3 separate regions of the Mus musculus genome follow, and all the other regions are linked to region 1. Evidence: chromatin loops called from intact Hi-C (ENCODE). Cell type or tissue: heart. All regions are shown on one strand. Region 1 has its middle 9.0 kb from the start of Gm40139. Region 2 has its middle 31 kb from the start of Gm4610. Region 3 holds the start of Bcar3 (breast cancer anti-estrogen resistance 3).

Region 1 (8,000 bases):
TCCCAGGTCTTCAGGAGACCTGTGCTCCACCCCAGGAACTTCTAACAGGACCAGCGTGGGAAGAGTTGGAATGGAGCAGCTGGACCGTTCTGGAACTTTAGCACATCATTTGTCCCTGTTCTTCAGATGAGCAGTGTGCCGTCGGTACCCTTTAAACAGAAAGTGTCTACACGGTGGTCTTTTCCAAAGAAAAAGCAGATAGAAAGGAAGAGAGAGAGAGAGAGAGAGAGAGAGAGGGAGGGAGAGAGAGAGAGAGAGCACAAAAGCCAAATATCGCTCTTATTATTTTCCACGGTAGGACGGGAAGCTATTCTTTCTAAATCAGGGCTGGTTGGGGGCTGTGGCAAACAGAGAACTTCTGGATGGGATCACCCATGCACACCTCATCTCCAGTCTACAGATGATCCGAGGAGACCTCACTAATGTATCCAGTCTTCTGATACAGAAGTCGCAAACCCACAATCTTTAAATAGTGTGTCAGCTAAACAATCATGTACATGAGCCACCTCTGGATACGTAGAAAGAACGATAGCTACATCCTAGGGCTGCAAAGTGAATACATTGAAATACGATCTACAATAATTAATTTGTGAATATATACATAGTGAAAAATCTATAAACATGATACAAAATAAGTCTAGTGAAAACCAGTGCTCCCAAGGATGGGTGAAATAGTATCTTCCATCCCTTGTGCTACGTTTAAAACTTCACGACAAAACACCTTCTAGGGGCTGGTGAGATGGCTCAGTGGGTAAGAGCACCCGACTGCTCTTCTGAAGGTCCGAAGTTCAAATCCCAGCAACCACATGGTGGCTCACAACCACCCGTAATGAGATCTGATGCCCTCTTCTGGTGTATCTGAAGACAACTACAGTGTACTTACATATAATAAATAAATAAATCTTTAAAAAAAAAAAAAAAAAAAAACACCTTCTATCAGGTGATGGGGGCTGCTTCTCCTCCCCTTGAACCCGAATGGGATTTTATCATTTCCCAAAGCCACGGCTTTAGGAAATGGTGCTAAATCCCCTCTGCACATGGGCTGTAAATAAGTCACAGGGCTCTACCTTGTTCCTGTATTCCCGTGGCACAGAAGTGAGCTGGCTTCCCGGTAGTAGGAAGACAGCAGGAAGCAAATGGGTTGCTAGATTAGTAAATGGTGTCTTATTTCAGAACGTGGCATTAACTAACACAAGTAATCGGAGCAAAAACACTTAAAATCTGCCTCAGAACAGGAATAAGAGTGGCAAAGCATGGGGCATTAGCATGTTATGCTAATTCGTCATTAAGAGGTCTTTGCTAGTTATATCACTTTATACTATTTGCATATATTAACAACTGCTTCATTAATGGGGCACTTAATTCCACAGTAAGGAGAATTAAGATTAGAATATACTTGTTGCAGGATAAAATATGAAATGTAAAATAGCAGAATTAAAATGAAGTGGGAATTATACGTTATCTCTAGGTCCTTGGATAACATATTCTTTTACAGATGTATATATGTATATGTGTATATGTGTGTATATATATATATGTATATGTAATCTTCAACAGCAATACTTCTGTAATCAAAATAATTCTGGAATATTAGCCCCTTATGTTTCTCTAAGGACATAGGCAAAGTATTGCATATAGTTAAGGTAGTTGTTATGCCTACCCCTCCCCAGAGCGTACACCCCTCCAAGTCAGATCACCCAGAAGTCAGTGTGAGGAAACCTTAGGCTTCCTGCATAGCTTCAAAACTCTGTCTAAAATCCTCATCTCCCTTCAACATCAGCCTCTCTGGTCAGCAGCTATGAATGTCAATCACCACGACAGACACCTGAGAGAAAGCCTTTCTGAGGAGGATGCATCCATTGGCCTTGTGGTTTCAGAGAGCCCGGGCCCGTAGACAGCTTCTCTGAGACAATGGTGAGACGGACCCTCGTGGCTAAAGGATGCCGCTGAGGAACACTGTTGGACAGAAGGCAGGAAGAGAGAGACAGAGATGGGATTAGGTAAGTGGCATTGTCTCTCCAGGGTGTGACCTCCACGACCTTTTCCTCCAGCTAGCTCCACCTCCCAATAACGTCATTATATTATGAACCCACAAGGGGATTGACTGAGCCACTGTTTAGGTCAGAGCCCTGAAGAGCCAATCACTACTCTTTTTAACATGGGGTCTCACTATATAGCTGAGGCTATGACTCACATTTGCTTAACATATGGGAGGCCCTAGTTTGATTCCCTGTCACGTATACATATGTATGTGTATGTGTATATGTATAGGGATTATCTTTCCAAACTTGAATATCCCACACCTCCTTTGGTGGTATCAGAGGACAGGAGTCTTTAAGAAAACAAGGAACTCTTTGTAGAGCTCAGCTCCCTCTTAGCTACAGTGCTTAACCACTCTTCTTTCCATGACTCACGGACAGGACAGTCCCTTTCCTCCGGCCCTTATCTCACTGGAGCCTAGGGCCTGGATCTCCTATCTCGTTTCCCCTCCCCCTGGCCAGCTTTCGCAGCTCTACCAGGTCTTTTGAAGGTGCTGCCTCTGGTCACGTCTCCTTTAGTCTCACTCTGTCCCAGCAATAGCAGCCTCCCTGCCTCACCCCCTGCCTTTCTTCTCATTATTTCCCTAGAGAACTCAGAGGAGGAGCTTGGACCAGCTGGGCTTCGCTTGTGCATTCCGCTCCTCTCTCAAGGAACTTCCTCTATCCCATGCCCTCCTGATCTCAGTTTGAGTTCATTCATCCATGATGTTGTCCGGTCCAAAGAACCACTGTGCACCCCAAAGTAGCCCCAGTTTCCCTTGGATCTCTTAGAATACTTTTTAAAAAAAGATTTATTGATTTTATGTATAAGAGTACACTGTAGCTGTCTTCGGACACACCAGAAGAGGGCATCAGATCCCACTACAGATGGTTGTGAGCCACCATGTGGTTGCTGGGAATTGAACTCAGGACCTCTGGAAGAGCAGTCAGTGCTCTTAACTGCTGAGCCAGCCCTCCAGCCCTCCGGCCCTCCAACCCCTCTTAAAATACTTTTTCATGTGCAGTTTTAGCCATGGTGGAAAGACCTACAGATGGCCAGGATGGTCGTGTCCTATGCCATTGCAACTGTGTGTGGTCCAATCGGGTGGCTTGTTAGAGATGTAAGTACTTGACTTGCATATCCCAAGCCTGTGTGAACCAGAATCCTGTAGGTGGGAGAGGTCACCCTTAGGCTCTGCCTCCTCTCCAGTATACCTTGGGCTCTCCCTATCCTGGGTCCTCTCTAGTAGCTTCTCCTCACGGCATCATTTTCCTGTTAATATTTGACTATGTACATCACCCATGCTCAGATCCTAGGAGCCGGATGTTCTGGAAGGACTAACCCAGAAAGCAGTAAGTAGCGGCTTTACCCACGCTAAGGAATGCTTCTGTTCTCTGCTGCACAGACCTTGGAGCGCTCCCTCTGTCCCATTCCCTTGCTCCAGATTGCTTTTTTTGGGCAAGGTCCCTGCTCTCCTGCCAAGTACAGGCGTGTGTTGCATTCACAAACATGTGCAGTGAAGGTCGCCTGCTTGTCTGGTGGTTCAGATAAGCTTTGCACACAGGTGCCCTGGCCAGCCCAGGGCAAAGGTCAGTGCTCTGCAGAGGGCCAAAGCCACACTTTCCTAAGAGGCCCCTCTGTACTCCCTAACCCACTGAGGGAACTTTAGACCTCAAATCAGGTAGGAAGGCTCTTCCGGAATAAGATGTGCATGTGTGTGTCTTTTATTTGGATATAAGTTTGAAGTTACGGAAAAGTCGTAAGTACAGCATGTGGAATTCCCATCCACTCTACCTAGGTTCACATTTTACCTACATCTGTTTCTATTATGACTTTTATTCTTGGGTGGGGGTGGGAAGGTATCATTCAAAAACAGGTTAAGGACATTATGCCCATTTCCCCCTAAATTATTTTGAGAGAAACATGTCAAAACACAGCACAGTTAACAACTTTGAAAAGCATAATATTGACACAATTTATCTAACCCACAGTCCAAATTAAGATGCTATCAACCACCTTAATATTTCTTATGTCTATGGCTTTTTCCCACCCAAGGACCCATTCAAATCATTCATTCGTTTGTTCACTCGTTCGTTCATTCATTATATCTAGTTGTTCCATCTCTTTAATCTTCATAAACATGGAACTGCTATTTTTTAATTCTTTGACCCTTGCTATTTTTGAAGGCTATCAGATGGTTGCTTAGTAGACTGATCTTTTACCTGGTATTTCAGGATTCAGTTTAGGTAAGCATTCTCTGAGAGGAAAAAAATCACCAAGGTAGCATTTTATCTGGTGAGAAAGCTCCTGCCTGCCCTCTGAACCAATACTAGCAGAGTTACCATTGCTCTCTACAAAGACTGCAAACAACCACTTTGTGGAGGGTGCCCTCTGCTGGCCATTTCTAGCACTGCAGCTGTAAACTTCCAACAACAACCCTGGACACAGGGTTGCGTGACCCTGGGAATTATTCCTCCTTATTAACTTTGATTCCCTCACTGATAGAATGGGGGACATCGGTGTCTTCTCTGCTTCTCTTACAAATTGCAAGGTGGTTGAGTGTGAAAGAGATTTACAAAGATGGTCAGGTGTCTCATATTCAAGCTTACGTTCTTGCTGGCTCCTATGACTTTTCTATAGGCTCAGATTAATGGTCCCTAGAGTGCCAAACCTGCTCTTCGTGATTCCCACTCACTACCTGAAAACCCTCCAATGGTGTTGGGCTCTATGGACATCATGATAAGCGCCATATCCCTGCTGAAGAATCCATGGACACAGGTCAAGGACATAGTGAACTGGCTTTCAGTGTGTCTGTCCGAGCAGGACCACTGCTGGCCTGTGTACCAGCCACTATAGCCTGTGTTCACTGGGGTCACAGCCCTTGCTCTTCCCAGGTGGTAAGAGCAAAGGCACAAACCCTCTGACACCCACCAAACATATCCTCTCAATAGGAATTGTCCCCAGCGTTTTCAATGGCACTGTAGGAATCTGTTTACAAGATGAGTAAAAATTCTCTTTATCCCGACTTTAGGTTTTTTGTCCATATTTTCTTCGCCCCCTTCTCAGAAGCCTAGGTCTCTGTCCACACAAGTTCTCCTTGGTGCCTTTCTTCCCTACTTTATTTTTTATTTTATTTTATTTGGGTTTCGAGACAGGGTTTCTCTGTGTAGCCCTGGCTGTCCTGGAACTCACTTTATAGACCAGGCTGGCTTCGAACTTAGAAATCCGCCTGCCTCTGCCTCCCGAGTGCTGGGATTAAAGGCGTGCGCCACCACGACCGGCTTTTTTCTTCCATACTTTTTTTTTGTTGTTGTTGTTTTTTGTTTTTTGTTTTTCGAGACAGGGTTTCTCTGTATAGCTCTGGCTGTCCTGGAACTCACTTTGTAGACCAGGCTGGCCTCGAACTCAGAGATCCACCTGCCTCTGCCTCTGCCTCCCGAGTGCTGGGATTAAAGGCGTGCGCCACCACACCCGGCATACTTTTAATAACTATTTATGGAACACTCGCTATGCTCCAGGCACTGCGTTGGGCTATATATGTGCTTACCCCCTTATCCCCTCCCCCCGCCCCGTGCCTCCTGAGGGGAAGGCGGGGATGGGGGTGGGGTGGGGGTGGTCCTGCTGTGCTTCTCAGGCATTCTTACCTCCTCCCAGGAGGCCCAGAGCCGCCTCCTCCTCCTCCTCCTCCTCCTCCTCCTCCTCCTCCTCCTCCTCCTCCTCCTCCTCCTCCTCGCTGTTTATTTCCTGCTCTCTTAGGACACGAGAGAGATTTATCCAGGGAGCTCCGAGAAGTAGAAATCAGTAGATTTAAGAAAGAGTGAATCTACTTCTCAACACAGACATAACCGCCTATAGAAGGGGGTGGTGTCTGTTTTTCATCTCAATTTTACCTCCAAAACAGAAGCATCTAGAGTAGTGATCTTGACCTATTTTTCCCCCCTAGGGGTCCTTCATGTTTTAGGGACCTTGGCATTCTCAAGACCTTGCGGAAGCACATGGACTTAGTGACGTGAGATGTTCACGGGGTCTTAACACACCGTGGGAAGTCAGTGGGAAGTGTGGAATATCTGTAAGCCTCACCCTGTAACTTTGGAGCCATGGGAGGATGCGAGAGGGCAGCTTGGCTGGGTGGGAAAGTAGCCTGGGCAGCAGACTGGCAAGGACTACACAGCAACCAGACGGAAGCCACTCCTCATCCACCTGTGGGATTCCAAGGTCAGGTTCAGGCTGCCTCCAAGGTATCCTCTGAGAAAATGAAACAGGATTTGACAGGGTGGGGAGATACCTAGGGGCCCCACACTCTCAGAGAAGGGGGTTGGAGGGACTCTTTGTGAAGGGGGCTGAGAAGGGAGGCAGTGTTCCGGGATCTAAATAAATTAATATATTAATTAATTTTTTAAAATCCAAGAAGTATAGTTATGAAAAAAAAATTTTTTTTTTTTGGCTCTTGAAAGTATTTTACTTCAGATTGAAAAATGAACAGCTTGCGCACTGCTCATTCCAGATACACAGTATTCACGAATACAATGCTGGTCATCTGGGGAAATGTATACACACCCCAATTCTCCTTCATGCTGAAAAAATCAAATTTTAATAAAAGAAAAGTAGGGGAAAACCACTGTTTCTCAAAAACTAAGTGGATGCAGAACACGGCAGGTTGTCCTTTTAAGGAAGCGTTGAACGGCCATTTTGGTTTGTTGGTGATGTTGGAGGTTGACATGGTTTCTCTTACACACTAAGAAAGCAGTGTACACTGAGTGACCCCTCTTGGCCCTGGCAGCTATTTGGGAAAGTATAGGAGAACATTCCATGAGAGTAAGGACTGTGTTGTCTTAGTCCCTCCTGTGAACCCAGAATCTAGTGTCCTATCTGGCCCTAGACTATCTAGCAGACACTTGTATTAGTCACAATGGACACACGCCATGATCTCGTTTCTTCTATTATGGTGGCATAAGGTCCCTGAGAAGCTGAGAGAATACTTTTGTGTATTTTCCCAGTAGTTTCCCCCAGGTAATAGTTTAAAATTATGTTGTAGTTTCTAGCTTTACTTTCATGAGTGAGTGATTCATAAAGCCATTTGGAAATGAAAACTGGGTCAGCAGGCAATTGCTGGTCACACTGAAGGCGGTTCAGCTATGGCCCAAGCTCAAGACAGTCATCATGGTACCAAGATCTCGAGGAATCCAACAAAAACAAAGACAGAATCAAGCACCCCAACTATCTAAGCTGTAATTATAAAAACAGGTACCAACCTGTATTTTACCAAAGTTCTGAAATTGCCTTCAGGTGAGCAAACAGAAGAAACCAAAAGTATGAAGAGCCATAGACAAAAGAGACACTCACAAGAACAGAACTAGCTTGTCTGTCTTGAGCATCCCAGGGCGGCGCCTTCCTGAATTGCTCCACAGCCATCCCCTCTCCCTGGTCCCTGCATATCCGGCTAAAGCAGCAGGTGTGCCAACAGGAACCCCTGCCGCTGCTTTGTGGTATCCACCCGCGGCTTCCTGCATAGGTTCTGTGAGGCTGACTTTGCCTGCATGTGAGTGGGCATGGTGACTGTCACTACCCTCTGATGCTAGAGGCTCTTGATGTGAGGCCTCTCTCATTCTCCCTCCCTCCTTTCTTCCCTCCCTCCTCTTTCCCTCTCTTCCCCTCTCTCTCCCTCCTTTTTCCCCCTTCCCTCAGTTATTTTACAGATAAAGCCAGGGAGATTGAGAGGAGAGGAGTCTGAAATCAGGCTGCCTCTGCAGTCGGCTCCATGAGGGCTCGGGTCTTCCCTAGCGATAGTTGGAATCTTCTTCCTCTTCCTTTTTCCTTCTCTACCTGACTCTTGGGTACTGCCTATGCCTAGTTCAAGACAGACACCCTTCAATACACACTACAGACTTTCTTCCTCCTGCTCTTCAAAGTCCTTTACTATTTCGCTCTGCTCCGATCCTCAGCCATCTTCCATCCTCCATCCTCCCATCCTCCATCCTCAT
Region 2 (8,000 bases), 49 kb before region 1:
TGCTGGCTGCACTCAGGCTTCATGGCTGAGGCTGGAGCGCTGGATGATACAACTAAAAATAGAAACTGGATCAGACCAAGGATTCTTATATGCCATGATACAGTCTGAATCTTTTTTTCTACAGAATCTTCTGGAACTGGTCAGAATGCAAATTCCTGACCTTTTCCCTTCGTCCATAAATCAGAAAGTTTGGATTCTAAAAGGCTTCTCTGTAGGCCAGTGGTTCCCAGCCTTCCTAATGCTGTGACATTTAACACAATTCCTCACGTTGTGGTGACCCCAACCATAAAATATTTTGTTGCTACTTCATAACTGTAATTTTGCTACTGCTGTGAATTGTAATGTAAACAGCTGGCATGCAGGATATCTGCTAATCCCTTGAAAGGATTGTTCAACCCTTCCTTGGGGGGTTGTGACTCGAAGGTTGAGACCCTCTCCTCTTGACCCTTTTACACACTTAAGACTGAGAGCCGCTGCTGTCAGCTATATAGACACATTAGTATTTTGAAGTCAGGGAGACAGAGCTACAGGTGAATTTATTTTCCAGAAAGCAATGGACTGGAGAGGGCAAAGCCTTAACACAGATGCTCAATACAGAGTTTTCTGTGCTGTCCAGTGCTGGTGAGAGTCTCAACCAGGGAAATACCAGTATACTAGGCTAAGCAGTGTGTGCTTCCCCCTACACACACACACACACACACACACACACACACACACACACACACATACACTGCTTAGGAATTCACGTCTGTCTAGAACTTGAGAATGCAGGCTTCTGTGGCCACGGGCTTGTGCGGATGTTAACATGAGGTCACAGTGCATTAGGGCAAGCTTAATAGTGTCTTTGTGGCAGAGACAAGGAAATGTGGATGGAAGCAGACACTGAGAGATGTATAGAAAAGGAGTCATGTGCCAAAATAAAGCAGAATAAAACAAAAAGTCCACAAAAATGCCACTGGGGTCCTTTGTGTCGCCCAACAACTCTTGGGCATGGGGCCTGACCTGAAGTGTGATTGATATACCAGTGAAGTTTTGAGGTTTTGTTTTGCTTTTTTCTTTTTTAAATTGTGGTTGGGGGTTGTTTTGGTTTTGTGTCTGTGTCTGTGGTGTGTGTGTGTGTGTGTCTGTCTGTCTGTCTGTCTGTCTGTTTTACCTCCTTTTTTGTGTGTGTCTTATTTTTTAAAAGAAAAAGAACATAAAGCTGCTTGGGTAGGGAGGTGGGAGGACCCGTGAGGAGTTGGGGGAGGGAAAAACATCTTCAAAACATATCATATGACAATATTTTTAATTAAAATTAAAATATTATATTTAAAAAAAATCAAAGATGATGGGGCAAGTTGGGCAATTCGGTCACACGCCTTGGAGGGCCACATGGTGCCTCCTTCCAGGAGCAAGCAGAGACTGAGAGCATCTTCCCTCAGAGACTCCAGGAGTCAGCCTTGCTCATAGCTTGACACTTTCGAGCTTTTCTGGCTCTTGAGGTGTGAGACCAGATGTATTTGATGTGATTTGCCCTCCAGATGTTCATGGGGTGATAGGACCCTTGAAGAAGAACAGCTTTGTGGTAGGCTGCTAGGTCCCTGGAGACGCTGTTCTCCTAGAGTGAGTTCTCACAAGGGCAAGCTGTTATAATAGTGGAACCTGGCCAAGGTCTCCGTGGGGCTCCCTGTCTAGTCATGCTATGTCTTGCTGACACAGGTATTCTATTATGATAGCATCAATCCTTGGGTCTGCACCAGAGACCAAACCAATGGGGGTTACATGGTTTTTGAGCCTCCAAAACTGTAAGGTAAACAACACTTGTTTTCTTTATAAGGTTACCCAGCATCAGGTATTCCAGTCAGCATTGGGCAACAACATCAGACTACCACAATAAATTTCTGTTGCGTTAACTCATCGAGTTTGTGTTAATTTTTCTGAGGAAGCTCAAGAAAATTAAGGCAGTTTTATCAAGTGGCAAAATTCGGAAGACATCAGACTGGGTAGAAAGTAAAGTGTGAGCAGTGACCACTCGGAAGCTTAGAGTGTGAGGTCAGTGATGTGGCTGTACAGAGTATAGGGCATATATTTGAATTAAAAAGACTGGAATTTAGTTTAAACTTTGGCACCCACCTATGATAAGACTGTAGCATCTTAGTTTCCTTGACTTCAAAGTAGGGACAAGATGGATGACCTTAGAGTAGTAAGCAGACTGAATGATATCCTTTAAGGAAATCTGCTCATTTCCAAACATGGAAATTAAGAACTGAAATACAGAAAAACTTATCTAACAGGCATCCCCAAGCCATAATCACAACCTTAACCCACCAAGAGCCCACCCTGTAGGCCTGCAGGCTGCCAACGGAGTGAAACTTGGGCTTGAGCTCAGCCTCCTCCTCCTCCTCCTCCTCCTCCTCCTCCTCCTCCTCCTCCTCCTCCTCCTCCTCCTCCTCCCCCTGCTGGTACCAGCACCAAGGATGAGCTGAGCCAGGAAGGAATGCACTGGGGCTAAGCAGAGCTGGCCTCGGGTCAGAGATGAGGCTGCCAGGCACCAGATCTCTCACAGTGGTTAGCAGCTTCTCCAACGGTGCCAGTGAAGTGTACCTCTGCAGGGTTGGGCTGGGCAGGGTAGATCAGCAGCTAAGTGCAAACAGCCTGGTGAGCTCTGCTGGAGTCTGGAGTTATGTGCAGCTGTGAAGAGCCAGTCCTGGTCCCAGGTTGGGAGAGGTAGAGGGAGAGTAGCCACCCAAGGTGGCAGACTAGATGCAGACTTTCTGGTCAAGTTGAAACTTAAGACAACAGAGAATTCCTATTCGAAGTAACTATTGAAAAGGTCATATTTATACTAAAACATAATTCATTGTTGAACTGAAATTTGAATTTGACTCATATCCTGTGTCTTTGTTTGCTAAGTCTGATGACCTTAGGATCCTTCAGATCAAGGAAGCTTAACTTGGGAGCCAAGTCAGAAAGCAGAGCCTCTAGAGAAGGTGTGTGTGTGCGTGTGCATGTGCGTGTGCGCGTGCGCGTGCGCGTGCGTGTGTGTGTGTGTGTGTGTGTGTGTGTGTGTGTGTGTGTCAGAGCTTTGGTTTTTCTGAAGGCATGCTTTTCTTGAAAGGGTGGGCTTGGACCAGGTCCTACCTCCACCCTCCTTGTCCAACCTTGAACACTATTGCACACTCTTCCTCCTCTATTTGCATGAACTAGTCTTCTTGTTTCTGGTCTCTGAGTCTCTAGCTGTACCACTGGGCTATAAACATGGACTCCCCTAGAAATTGTCGTCTCTGGGTAGCCTGGCTTCATGCCAAGCTCAAGTGATCTTCGCTCCAGTTAGAAGGGTACATTCGGCCTTAGTGCGGTTGTGAGATGAAATCACCTGCACCCAGGGAAGGGGAGAAGTTAGGGGTACGCTTAGAAGCAAGCACAAACCGCTGAGTTAATACATACACACCTACATGTTCTGATCGCCCGGAGTTAAGGTTCTCTGGAGTTTTATAAACCCTGTAATGACTTGCTAAAATCTTGATAGTTGGATCTCATGATGCAATATTTTAATATTCAAAGATATAAATGACTTAAGAGGTACACTGTGTAATTTCTCTGACCCGGTTAACCTTGCCTATGGAACATGAGCCTCTCTGAGCCCATGGCAGAGCTGGCTCCATCGGTGTGTGATAAGCTGCATCAAGCATAAGCCCCTGAGCTCAGAAGGACCCTACAACTGGTTTAATGCTATACTGTTGCCACCTTGCAGCTCCTAATAACTTCTGAACCAGGGGCCTAGCGACTGGACACCTAGTTCTATAAACCCTGTCCTTGGCCCTGTCCTGAGGGCATAGGATGTGTCTAAAGTGTGAGTGTAGCACAGTACAATGCCAGCCTCAAGAGCCTTTGTGACAGAGACATGAGAGGTAACACTAGGAAGTGCTGCCATTGGAGAAGTCAGGTCACCCCGGAAGGTATCATCCCACTACCACATGCTGGCAGAGTCACAAATGAGGCACACTAGGCCAGGACAGTCACCATGTCCAAAGAGATGCCCTTTTGCCCAGACAGGTATAATCAGCACAAAGCTTAGGGGCCTATTGTGGTGATGGAACCTTCTAGCCACAAACTGGGCCATCCAGTTTAATCCCATAGGGAACAGTGTCTCCCTCACCCACCTCTCCACCAGCCTATTGTGGGTGATCCTCGCTCAAGTCTGAGCTTGTTAATGGGCTGTAGGGGAGACCTGCGGTTCCCATCAAGGTTCAGGGGACCCCAATCAGAAGGTGTCCCTGGGCTGATCTGATCTTCCCGCTCAGCGTTATTTTCTTACCTTTGTCTTTTTGCTCAACCCTCCCCTCCCCCTACACTCTGGGCCTATCCTCTTCCAGCCCCCAAGCCCTTGATTGGATTTCCACAGGACTGGTGGCTAAGCAGAGCGGAGGTCAGGAAGAGGGCAGCCTTTCCCACCCTTTTTGTTCTGGTCCAGTGGCCTAGCCTAACATCTTTGCTATCTTAGGCCATAGGCAGGAGGGACCAGCTGTCACAGCCAAGAAGCCAATGGGAAAATCAGCACAGCCTGGTTTTTTTGTTTGTTTCTAATAGGAAGTCAGGAATTACCCCCGGAGTACTGGCTGTGTTTCCAGCTGTGTTTCCAGCCGTGTGCCTGCTGACTTCCACATCCTCTGCCTCTGGCTAGCTGGATAACTACAGAGGAGCACAAGTCTGCTTGGCTCAACGCCTGCCTGTCTTCGCTCTGTAGTGCTTGGGTCAGAACACATGGATTTGAAGCATGACTCTGACACCTGTTAACTCCGTGACTATGAGGGTGTTACTTAGCCTTTCTGTGCCTGGGTTGTTTTATCAATAGAAAGATGATGAAAGTGTCTACTTCACAAAAGGGTGAAGATTAACTAAACCCACACCTACCGCCTGGCACATAGCAAGTATACAACAACAGGTCGCTATTGTCTTATTCTTAAAGGTAGCCCTCTCGGTCACACTCTAAGTGGTACTCAACCTGTGGGTCATGACCCTTTCAGGAATTGAACACCCCTTTCACAGGGTTCCCATATCAGATATCCTGAATATAAGATATTTATACTATGATTCATAACAGTCACAAAACTATAGCTATGAAGTAGCAATAAAGACAAGTCTATGGTTGGGGGTGGTCACCGTAACATGAGGAGTTGTATTAAACGGGGTGCTGGAAAGGTTGAGAATTAGTGGTCTCAGGGGTGCCTCTGGGCAGATTTGAAAACTAACTTGCTGAGGTGATACAGATATTAAGTGATAGAGTCCAGATTTGAATTGGAACCCGGATAGCTTCCCGAATCACATCATATACCGTGGTCTAGGGAGAAGTGCTGACTCAGCACCTCTTACCAGCATTTCTGACCTTTTATCATCCTTTCGGTTCACCCAGGGTACCAGCCGTGAGGGTGTGGTTGATGCAACCTGTGCCAATGAAGACATCTTTCTGAAAAAGCAATGTGGCAGCTTGAAGATTTTTGCGGAGAGAAGAGTCTGAGTGAGGGACATCACACTTGCTGGGCTGTGGCCCGTCCTCTGTTATCCCCTGGGCTCTACGGTAACTTCCATAGATCAGGGTGGAGCCTGGGAAGAAGGCAAAGGCTGCAGTTTTAGGCTGTATGAGGGGCCTTGGGTGGGGTGCTAATTGTTCCTAATAATTCCCCAGGTCTCAGTTAAGTCTCAGTTAAGTGTTCCTGTGTGGGCTGTGATTGAAACCAGTACTCTCGGGGACTCAGCCTCACTTCTCGCCATCTGCCAGGTTCTATCATCTCCCGGTCACTTGAGCATCTGGGTCTGTTCAAAATGGAATTTACACCTAAGAGAGGCAGTTCATTACCCACACGGATTCCATGCCTGTCTTTGTCCTTGCCTAAGCTAAATGGATCTGAGAACACGCTCACTGGCACTAAGTCTCTTGCATTTAGACGCTGGCAGGAACTGTGCGCTTCTGCTGAAGTACACTGTTTTACAAGTTGAAACAAGGGAGTTTTTGTAAGCCTACTATTTAGAAAACAAACAAATACAACCCACATACAGCTATTTCAGAAATGCTACCACCCAGGAAAGAAACCCTTCTGCCAAAATGCCACCATATAAAGAAAGTGATTGAAGGGACACCATGAAATGCCACCTCCTTCCTATTGAGACTTGGAAAGAAAAGAAATAGTCTGCGTAACTTTGCAAACATCTTTCCTAACCATTCATCCTTTTAAAAACATACAATGTATTTTATTGAATCATATAATGCTACATTTCTTTATCTAATATTAATAAAGTTACTTAATCACTTCTGTAGCAAGAACTTTTGAGGAGACTGGGGAGATAGCTTGGTCAGTAACATTCTTAGTGTGCAAGCTAAGGGTCTAAATCCAACTCTCAGAACATGTGTTAAAACTGCTGATGTGGGAACGCCCACTTGTGGCCCCAGCAGTTGGAAGAGACAGGAGGGACCTGGGGGTTGCTGGCTACCTGGCCTTGCCTACTTGGTAAGCTCTATGCCAGTGAAGTGGCTTCCAGAGCCAAAGTAGATCGTTCCGGAGAATGACACCCAAGGTGTCCTCTGGCCCGTGTGGCATGTGCCCACATACATGTACCCAACTTCACATATGAATACACACATACGACAATTAAAACCTTTAGGATAGTGATAAATTGAAAAAGAAAAGGGATTTCTGGATTGGCTATTAGAAGACCCATGTTCTTAACTTGAATATTTCTGAGTACAAAAGTGAATAACTTCAAAACTCAGTGGACAAAGGCTATACTAATAGTCTATTCTCTCTCACAGTGTCTGTGGCCGGGAATTTGGTTCTGGCTCATGAGGGTGATGGAACAAGTTAGCTAGAGCTGCAGCCATCTGCATCTGTTCCCACGAGGACCATGCTCACTTCATGGGGAAACTGACATCAGGGACCCTCAGGTCATCTCTAAATCAGTCTCTCCACAGACGCAAGCACATCCTTAAAGCAGAGGGTTGTTATCCCCCAGGACAATCTGATAGACCGTCCACAACACCATCAGTCACTTCCACTCTCCCCTCCTCTCTGCCATACTGATATGGTCCCACAGGCCAGGTGTAACTCAGTGTGCTGGGGAGATTGTATGGATTGTGGCTAGAAGACAATAAGCCATGGCAGCCACCTTATGGGCTCTCAAACTAACCGGTTCTGGGGTAGTTTCTGCTATGGTTTGAATATGTCCTCAAAGAGTCACCTGTTGGTGAACTGTGGACGTAGCTCAGTGACAGAGCCTACCCTTGCCCAGCAAGAGTCTAGGTTCATGTGTTGGAAATACAATTTCCATATTTATATACTAATGGTATTGGAGGTGGAACTTTGAGAAGTAATTAACATTGGATGGGCTCCTGTAATGGCACAAGTGGCTTTATAAGAAGAGACATAGGGGCTGGAGAGATAGCTCAGCAGTTAAGAGCACTGACTGCTCTTCCAGAGGTCCTGAGTTCAATTCCCAGCAACGACATGGTAGCTCACAACCATCTGTGATGAGATCTGATGCCCTCTCTGGTGTGTCTGAAGGCAGCCACAGAATACTCATACACATAAAATAAATAGATATTTAAAAAAGAAGAAGAGACATGAGCTGGTCTGTTTCACCATGTGATGCCCCGCTGTATTGTAAGTAGCAATAAAGCTCTCACTAGATGCTCTATGTAGGTCATGCTCTTGGACTGCCCAGCTTTCAGAGCCATAAGCCAAGTAAACTACCTCTGTGTTGTTGGTTTGTAATATAGTCTTGTTATATAGTCAGGCTGACCTTGAACTTGTGATCCTCCTGCGCTGGCCTCTGCAGTGCTGGGGTGACAGATGGACACCATCTTGTCCCGCCTATCTTCCACTCACTGCAAACTATCTGGCTTCGGTTATTGATATAACAGAAAATGAACTAAGACTCTCTTCTAGCTTCTTTCTTTGCTATGCTAAAATACTGTGACCAAAAGCATCTTGTAGGGAAAAGGTTTCTTCCCCAGCTTGCATTTGAGG
Region 3 (8,000 bases), 110 kb before region 1:
CGGGAAGACAGCATGATGCTACTATGCACAAGAGGTTTCAGAAGGGATCCATGCAGGAGGAAGATAAGCTCACCAAGTGGAACTGTGTGTGAGGTACCAGGGGGCAGTTCAGTGTAGACAGAGGTTAGAGTCCGTTATGTGAGACGTGGTTCCAGAAGGAGTCACCAACATGGAGGGCATAGGTCAGAGCACTTAGTAGTACCGCCTATGATAGTGGATGTGAAAGTATCGCCCACACTACCAGGAACCACCAACAGAACATGGACTGCATCCCTACCTCTCACCATGGCTGCCTCAAGCCTGTCGGGACCAAAGTAGAGAAGAAGTTCTGAAAACACAGAAACCCATGGCTCAGCCAGGTTGTGTGTAAAAATCCTATACGGATTATTTACTGTGAGGCTCAACCACAGCCCAGATGCTAAAATCGGAATCTCTGTGGGGAAGACACCGCATCAGCATTTTTAAAGCTCTATGGCACTGCCCAGTCTTGACCCAGGATTGAGAAGACAGCATTGGAGGATTCTCTTGGGTAGCAAGCATCTTTCACTTAAATTGTCTACCTGGGTAACAGAATCAAATGATGCAAGGCCTCAAATATGGTGGACACTGTACTAGGTCTTCAAAATAAAAACAAAACCAAACAATATGAGGTGGCCTAGACCTTACAAGGTTAAATCTTTTATAGAGGAAGCTTACAGTAAGAATGAATGTTGGGGATTGGAGGGATGGCTCAGTAATTAAGAGCACTAGTCACTCTTCCAGAAGACCTAGATTCAAATCCCAACACCTACAAGGCAGCTCATGACTGTCTGCAACTCCAGTTCCAGGAGATCTGACACCTTCATACAGACATATATGCAGGCCAAACACCATTATGCACATAAAATTGTTAAAAAATAATTATTTTCTAAAAATACTCTTTTTACTCAGCATTTACTCTAATGCTGGTAGTACAATTTCATTTCCCCAGTTCAGAGGACTTGTGTTCATTCACTTGACTTTCTGTGAAGGCTTACAGGGCACTAAAAATGGAGCTATCATAGGGCCCTGCTCTCAGGAAGCCTAAAACTGAGGCGTACCGAGTCCAACAAAACCACATAAACACGACAATAAACCAGGCAACACCCAAGTTGTAAGTACCCCAAAGAATCCAAAACAGAACAAGAGTGACATGATAAATAAAGATGCTGGCTGGAGAAAAAGATAACTTTTTGATGATACGCTGGTCTGGGAGGGTCTTTCGCTTACAAGGACACGAGATCTAAGGGGAAAAAAGATAAGGGATCAGGCTCAGGAAGATCTGAAGGCAGCTCCAGCCAGGGGAAAGATTCCAGTGCAACCAGCCTGGGAATGAGTGGCTAGAGCGACTGCCCAGAGCTTTAGTCTTCTCTTGCAGATGCTTCTGTGCCAAGGCCGCTTGCCCCTACACACTTCTGTGTACCAGTTGGTCATCCGAAAAAAAAAAAGTATGACTCAGAATCAGGGTCCTGGAGCCAGTATTTACTGCTTCCAAGATCTACCCTGCCTCTGGCGTGGTAGCTATGAGGTCTGGGACACGTCACAGCACACTCTGACAGTCAGTGGGTCATTCGTGAAAGGTGTCAACGATCCTGTCTTCATGGATTGTTGTGGAAATTAAATGTGATCATAGGCATGAAGTTCATGACTTGCTTGCACAGCAAGCAATAGTATCTCCTCCAACCGTGCAGGAGCCAAGGCTGCCTAGATTGTTTACTGTGTCCCCACTGAAGTGGGAGTTCACATAAAAAAAAGAACCTTGGAAGCTAGGGAGGCTGAGGAGGGAGATGTTTCAACCTACAACAGATATAAACACACCAAGCGCAGAGGACAAAGACACAAAAGGGCATAGACTCCAAGTGAACCGCCATGCTTTCAAACAAACACCAGTGAAAACTTTGACCATCCTCCTCTACTGTCAGATCCTGAAATAGATACAAAGGTCAGACGATCCAGTGATAGGAAAGTTTGAGAGTCTGGAACTCGGAGAGTGTGAGTGAACCTCATGACAAACTCCAGCAGCCTTGCCGCCTGCCTGCCTTCCTAGTTAACCGCTGAGCATTTGAAAAGTTTATGACCTCTGTCCAACTCACTTGTTCTACAAAGATGACCAAAACAATACTACAAAACCTGACGACCTTGCAAGCGGAGGCGGAGGTAGACTGCCCCACTTGCTTCGAGTTGTCTCTGTTTTCTGAAATGGGATATTTTCAAGTTACATTCACACATGGTAATCTAAGGAAGGGCCTTAAGAACTTGTATATTTCAAACTGGAAATGCCACTACCCCAGCTGCCCTCACCTAGGCCATGACAGAGAATTTGCAATTCAAACCTATACTTCTCTCATCTTCTTTGCAAAATCAGACAGTGAGGGCAGAGGAAACTATTCCACAGATAAAATTGGCTTATCCACTTAGAACTTGTGCTTGGCTTTAGGGACCTAGGGTGTCCTTTTGAAGTAACCTTATGAAGTCTAGCCAACCGATTGAAGTATGAATAATTCTTCCACGGATTGTATTTCAAGCAATAAAGTGAAGGATTGCCCGGGTAAGGTTCTTAAGAGTAGTACCCATCTGACAAAGCAGTCCTTTATCAATAGGAACTGAGATCTTTTGAACAGCACTTGTGAGTGAGTTGGTGTTTGGCGTGGTAAACTGTTTTCTTTATACTGGGGAGGCTTCCTGGCACACTCGCGGGTGGGCAAACGGCTTAGCCAGTGGGCCTCCCGAAGAGTGACGAAGCCCCCTTCAGGATCTCGCCTCCCCCCGGGGAAGCGGGGGGACCACACAGAATTAGATAATCAGCTTCCAAACTGACCTTCCCTGGGCCAACGTACTTGCCATAGAGAGGTCTGTGGAACCTTGGGAGATAAGAGTCAAGGTTTAAAAGACTCTCTGAACTCCGGGCTCTACTTTCCATCCCTAACTGCTGTAGGGAAAAACAAAACACAAAAACAAAAACTGAAAAAAAAAAAAAAAACTAGACTCGGGCTACTCCCCCTTTCACCTTGCCTCAAACAACCGTTAAACCTTAGTCCTGTGACGCGCTGCCCCACATCACCGGCTCGCTGCCTTTGCCACCTGCCCTTCAAAAAGAGTCTACACCTGATTAAAGTTTTTAAGTGGCCACAGGCTAAGCGAGTAAAGGAAGATGGGCTGCGACCCGTCCCTCCCTCCTTTTGCTTTCCCCTCTCCGACTCAGGGGGAAGCACACAACCAACTATTCATTCTTTCTCAACAAAGGGAAGGCGAGGGGAGGGAGATGTTGTCAACAGTTACTGGGCAGGCTCCTTCACTTTCTTTGCAAACTTCCCAAGAGATTAGTGGAGGAAAGCCTCGGGCTTCCAGCAGAGGCGTCTGGGCCAGCTCGTCTACCCAGCTTAGAGCGGCCTTGGGCAAAACCGAACTGGACTAGCAGGAGGGTTCGGAGGGGTCCAGAAACCAGCACCCGGGAAGATTCCGCCCCGGAGCCCAAGAGTAGATGGGGATGCTCGAGGCACATCACCACGCTCCACTCCCGAGAGTCCCGGGATCCGAGGACCCCCGAGGGCACAAGTCTCACCCTCCCTCCCCCGCCACACACACTTTGGTCACCCCCACTCCCACTCCCATGTCTAGTTTGCGGGGGCTCGGGGGTACAAACAGACGGGGGTTGCGCTCTTCCCCATGCCTAACTTTACTCTAAAGAACTTCTCAGTCCTGTTTCAGTCCGACCGAGGGAGCTCAGGAGGCTGAACAGGAACGCACGGGACACACTCACCTCCCCGCGCCGCGTTCGGAGTCCGGGATTGCGGTTCAGCGCCGGGCTGCTCTCACCTCACCGCAGCTGCTCTCGGAGCTCGGGCGGCTCATGGTCCGCGGGCGTCCGCCAAGAGGCTGGTGCGGCTGGCGGGTGTGCACGGCTGTCCCGCTCCGGCTGCTGCCTGGCCGGGCGGCTGCAGGCTCAGCTCTGAGCCGGCAGCGCGCTCTCTGGCCCTCAACTGGTGATTTGCGGCTTCGCGGCCCCACCCCGCCCAGCCGATTCGCCGGGCTGAGCCGAACCCCGGCGACTTTTACATTCGGTGACCTCGTCTGGCTCTCCTCCGCCCGGATTTGAGAGTTTTGACTCCCCCTTATCTTCCCCCGAGAAGCTAGACTTCAAGTGTAGCTCAACCTCTTCCTTACTGAACCTCACTCAACCGGACAGCCTCGCCTAATCCACTCCTCCCCCTTCCCGGCGTTATTTAATTACGCAGCAGATCCGCCCGCTCTGCAGACACCTGGCTGGCTTTCAATTTAAAAGGCTTTCATGGGACAAAGACCAAGGTAACCACAGCGAGCGAGCCGGGAACAGGCAAATCAATCACTCTCACACGTGCACGCAGAACTAGATGGCTTCGTGAACCTACATATGCTGTTTATCAAAACCTAGTTATAAAGTCATCTCTGCACTATCTGGTGGCTTGGTTTATGCCAAAGATTGCTGTGGTAACGGTGGGAGTACAGCACACAGTTCAATATATGATACCAGGTCATAGAATCATGATGCCCACCCCACCCCACACCCCAAATCAAATCCTGAGGACTTCAGATCTACATATAAAAGGTAAAACGGTAACACTAAAGAAATTATCAAACAGAAACCAAAAGCAAAACCAAACAACAAACAATAAAAAAAAAGGGCTGTAAAGATTCCTTAATTAAATACACGAAGCACTAACGCCAAAGGAAACCCGCTTGTTAACGTAATTGTCATTAAGAGCTCCTCTACGCAATTCATGCAGCCGATAAAGGAAATGTATAGAAACTATGTAAGGAACACCTTCGGATCAGATGGATAAGACAGAAGGCTCCACAGGGAACAGCCCAGGTATTTTTATTTACACAGTGTCCTGCTTTGCTTCTCTGTTGCTGAGATGAACGCTATGATCGAGAGCAGCTTCAGAAGTGTTTGTTTGTTACAAGGCATCATTGGGCGAAGCCAAGGCAGGAACTCAAGCAGAGGCAGTGAAGGGACAGAGCTCACTGGCTTGCTCTCCAAGGTTTCCTCAGCTTCTTTATGCAATCCGGGCCCACCTGCCCAGGGCTGGCACCACCCACAGTGGGTCGAGCCTTCCCACATCAAACGTTAATCAAGAAAATACCTCTCCCACATGCCCACATGCCCACAGGCCAATCCGATGGAGGTGATAGGTTCCCTCTTCCCAGGGGACTCTAGGTCAGTGGCTTTTTTTTTTTTTTTTTTTTTTGGTTTTTCAAGACAGGGTTTCTCTTGTAGCCCTGGCTGTCCTGGAGCTCACTTTGTAGACCAGGCTGTTCTTGAACTCAGAAATCCTCCTGCCTCTGCCTCCCGAGTGCTGGGATTAAAGGCATGTGCCACCATGCCCCCGGCAGGTAAGTGGGTTACAACCCCCTTGGGGGGTGGGGGTGAGGGGGCCTAAAGACTCTTTCACAGAGGTCACATATCAGATATCCTATATATACAGATATGATGTAAATACCAGGTATTTGCATCATGATTCATAACAGCAGCAACATTACAGTTATGAAGTAGCAACAAAAACAATTTTATGGCTGGGGGGAGGGGGTCACCACAGCCACTGTGTTAAAGCGGGAGAACCAGCCACTGTTCTAGAGTGTTCAGACTGACAAAATTAACCACCACAGACAGGCAACTGGATGGGCCAAGGAAAGCAAACAGGATATGTCTTTAAACGAATCAAAAGACTCTGCAGCTACAGAATGGCCAAAGTAAAAACATCCACAGACAGCTTTAACAACAAAGTATTAAAAAAACAAAAAGAAAAACAAAGACAAAAACAAAACAGTAAATTTGAGGAACTTTGTGTTTTTGAAAAAAAGAAAGAAAGACAGAAAGAAAAAGGAAAGTCTATCCGTTGATGCAGCACCATCGATGAACCATTATATTTGCATCTTGGGCATCCTGGGAAGAGCAGAGAAAGAGGCAGGGGAAGGAAATGTCCTGGATCTGAACTAAGAAAGGAACACCCTGACCCTTGGAGCCCAGAGAACTCCAACAGAATAAATACAACTACAAACTTTAAAAGCAGAGCCCTGACCTGTGCTCGGGTGCGTATTACCTTCACAATAACCCCGCTTAACCCTTCACCGATGTCACTGGTGAAAGGGCCACTGGTTTAGTTTTGCTTTGAAGTCGCCTTTAAAAGGTGACCTGGTTCCAGAACATTAAGTTTGTTCCAGTGGATTGTGAGTCCGAGCCGGCAGAAGACGTTATCGCACAATATTCAAAAGCTCTGGCCTTGTCTGTGGGTGCAAGCTCGTAAACAGCCACGTGTAACAGCAGAGTCACGACAGTAAACTCTCCCAAGACTGCACTACAGCAGTCACAATGCACTATCAGCTGACTGCAGGAACCCTGCTCAGCTCTGCTGAGCTCCAAGCTCCACTGGAGCAAAGACCTTTTATTTTGTTTACTGTTTTCTGACAAACAAACGGAGCTGACTGTAGGCTCACATGTCAACTGACTGGCCTCAAAGATGTGAATACCATTTCGTAAGACTTTACAGAGGCCTTTCATCTTTCTTTGTCAAGTTTTCTTTTCCCTTCAAACTATAAGAATGTTTTACTGATTAGAAGTTTCCCATTCATCTAGTGTGAATATGTGTGGATTATTATACAGTAACAGGAATTAGTAAGAGTGCAATTTAACGGAATGAAAGAGTAATATCAGTTTTGGTTAGTATTCACCTAAGCCACAATTAAAACTATGTGTCTCTTTCTGTCTCTCCCTGTCTCTGTGTCTCTCTGTCTCTGTCTTACACACCACTCACACACACACACACACAAACACACACAATTGTTCCTCACTACCCAAGTGAGGAAACACTCTAAGAAAACCCACAAACACCAAATCCATAGATGCTCAAGTCCCTTATAGAAAATGGTATGCTATTTACATATATCATCTGTGTGCTCCAAATCTTCTATAGCTTATATACCTAGTATAATGTAAATGTTATGTATATACCTAGGTTGTATTCCTAAGAGAATGACACATTCTCATTTATTTTATTAGCATATATTATATAAAATAATGAGCTTTATTATATTTTCATATGTGAATATAATAATCACATTCACCTCCCCCTTTAACCCTTTACTTTCCACTGGTCCCTCCTACTTCCCAACTACAGATTCTTTTTTCTAAAGACAGGGACTCATGTACTCCAGGCTGGCTTGGAGTTTACTATGTGAGATCCTGCCTCCCAGTCGGTGCTGGGGTTACTGGTGTGCACCACCGTGCCTGGTTTACACAAGATTGGGGATTGGATGCAGGGGTTTGTACGTGTCAGACAAGAAATCTCCCAGTGAGCACATCCTTAATGCATCCAGATGCATTTCTTTCTTAAATCTTAAAGGTTTACATATATTATGTATATGAAACCTTTGCCTGCATGTCTGTATGTGCACCGTGTTTATGTCTGGTGCTCTGATAGATCAGAAGAAAGCACTAGATTTCCTGAGCATTTCTCTTATTTCCAAGTCTCACCTGGAACAAAGAATACTGCAATGAATAAAACATGCAAGTTTATCCACGAAATAAATTTCCACAACTAGAAATTACTGATTCAAAGAGTATATGGTTTTTTTTAATTGTCATAAGTAATGGCAATTTGTTTTCCATAGGAATTATGTCAATTTACAAATGACAGAAAATGCCAGCCTGATCAGATGTTATTTATCTCTGGGATTTTCATCAACTTATCAAGTAAAATAAAAATTGAAGTAATTTCTAATTTGCATTTCTCTTATAAGAAATGAGGCTGCTTATATTTTCGTGTTTTCTTTTTTTTTTTTTTTTAAAGATTTATTTATTTATTATATGTAAGTACATTGTAGCTGTCCTCAGACACCCCAGAAGAGGGCATCAGATCTTGTTACAGATGGTTGTGAGCCACCATGTGGTTGCTGGGATTTGAACTCCAGACCTTCGGAAGAGCAGTCGGGTGCTCTTATCCACT

What was found. Hi-C counts contacts between places; a loop is a spot of excess contacts. Peaks named below come from ENCODE experiments on the same cell type or tissue, not always from the same donor. Only the 100,000 strongest peaks of a DNase experiment are listed, where the experiment ranks them.
Region 2: it touches region 1 in a loop (2.0-fold over the local background); 2 of 42 quality-filtered maps call a loop at or near these places.
Region 3: it touches region 1 in a loop (2.1-fold over the local background); 7 of 42 quality-filtered maps call a loop at or near these places.

Annotation. Positions count from the first base shown.
Region 1 is chr3:122,308,673-122,316,672 of GRCm38, reverse strand. No RefSeq gene overlaps it. Among named protein-coding and RNA genes, the nearest start is that of Gm40139, 9.0 kb to the left of the region's middle. In heart, a CTCF peak has its summit at 4,428 (motif pointing left); no DNase peak of the experiment used is centred here; H3K4me3 peaks cover 121 bases; H3K27ac peaks cover 501 bases; H3K27me3 peaks cover 4,609 bases.
Region 2 is chr3:122,357,491-122,365,490 of GRCm38, reverse strand. No RefSeq gene overlaps it. Among named protein-coding and RNA genes, the nearest start is that of Gm4610, 31 kb to the left of the region's middle. In heart, no CTCF peak of the experiment used is centred here; DNase peaks (open chromatin) are centred at 2,520 and 4,560; H3K27ac peaks cover 366 bases; H3K27me3 peaks cover 681 bases.
Region 3 is chr3:122,415,962-122,423,961 of GRCm38, reverse strand. Bcar3 (breast cancer anti-estrogen resistance 3) reads right to left here and starts at 4,205. Exons shown (of 12, transcript NM_013867.3): 1 at 3,779-4,205. In heart, CTCF peaks have their summits at 3,350 and 4,017; DNase peaks (open chromatin) are centred at 3,291 and 4,141; H3K4me3 peaks cover 3,637 bases; H3K27ac peaks cover 2,809 bases; H3K27me3 peaks cover 1,967 bases.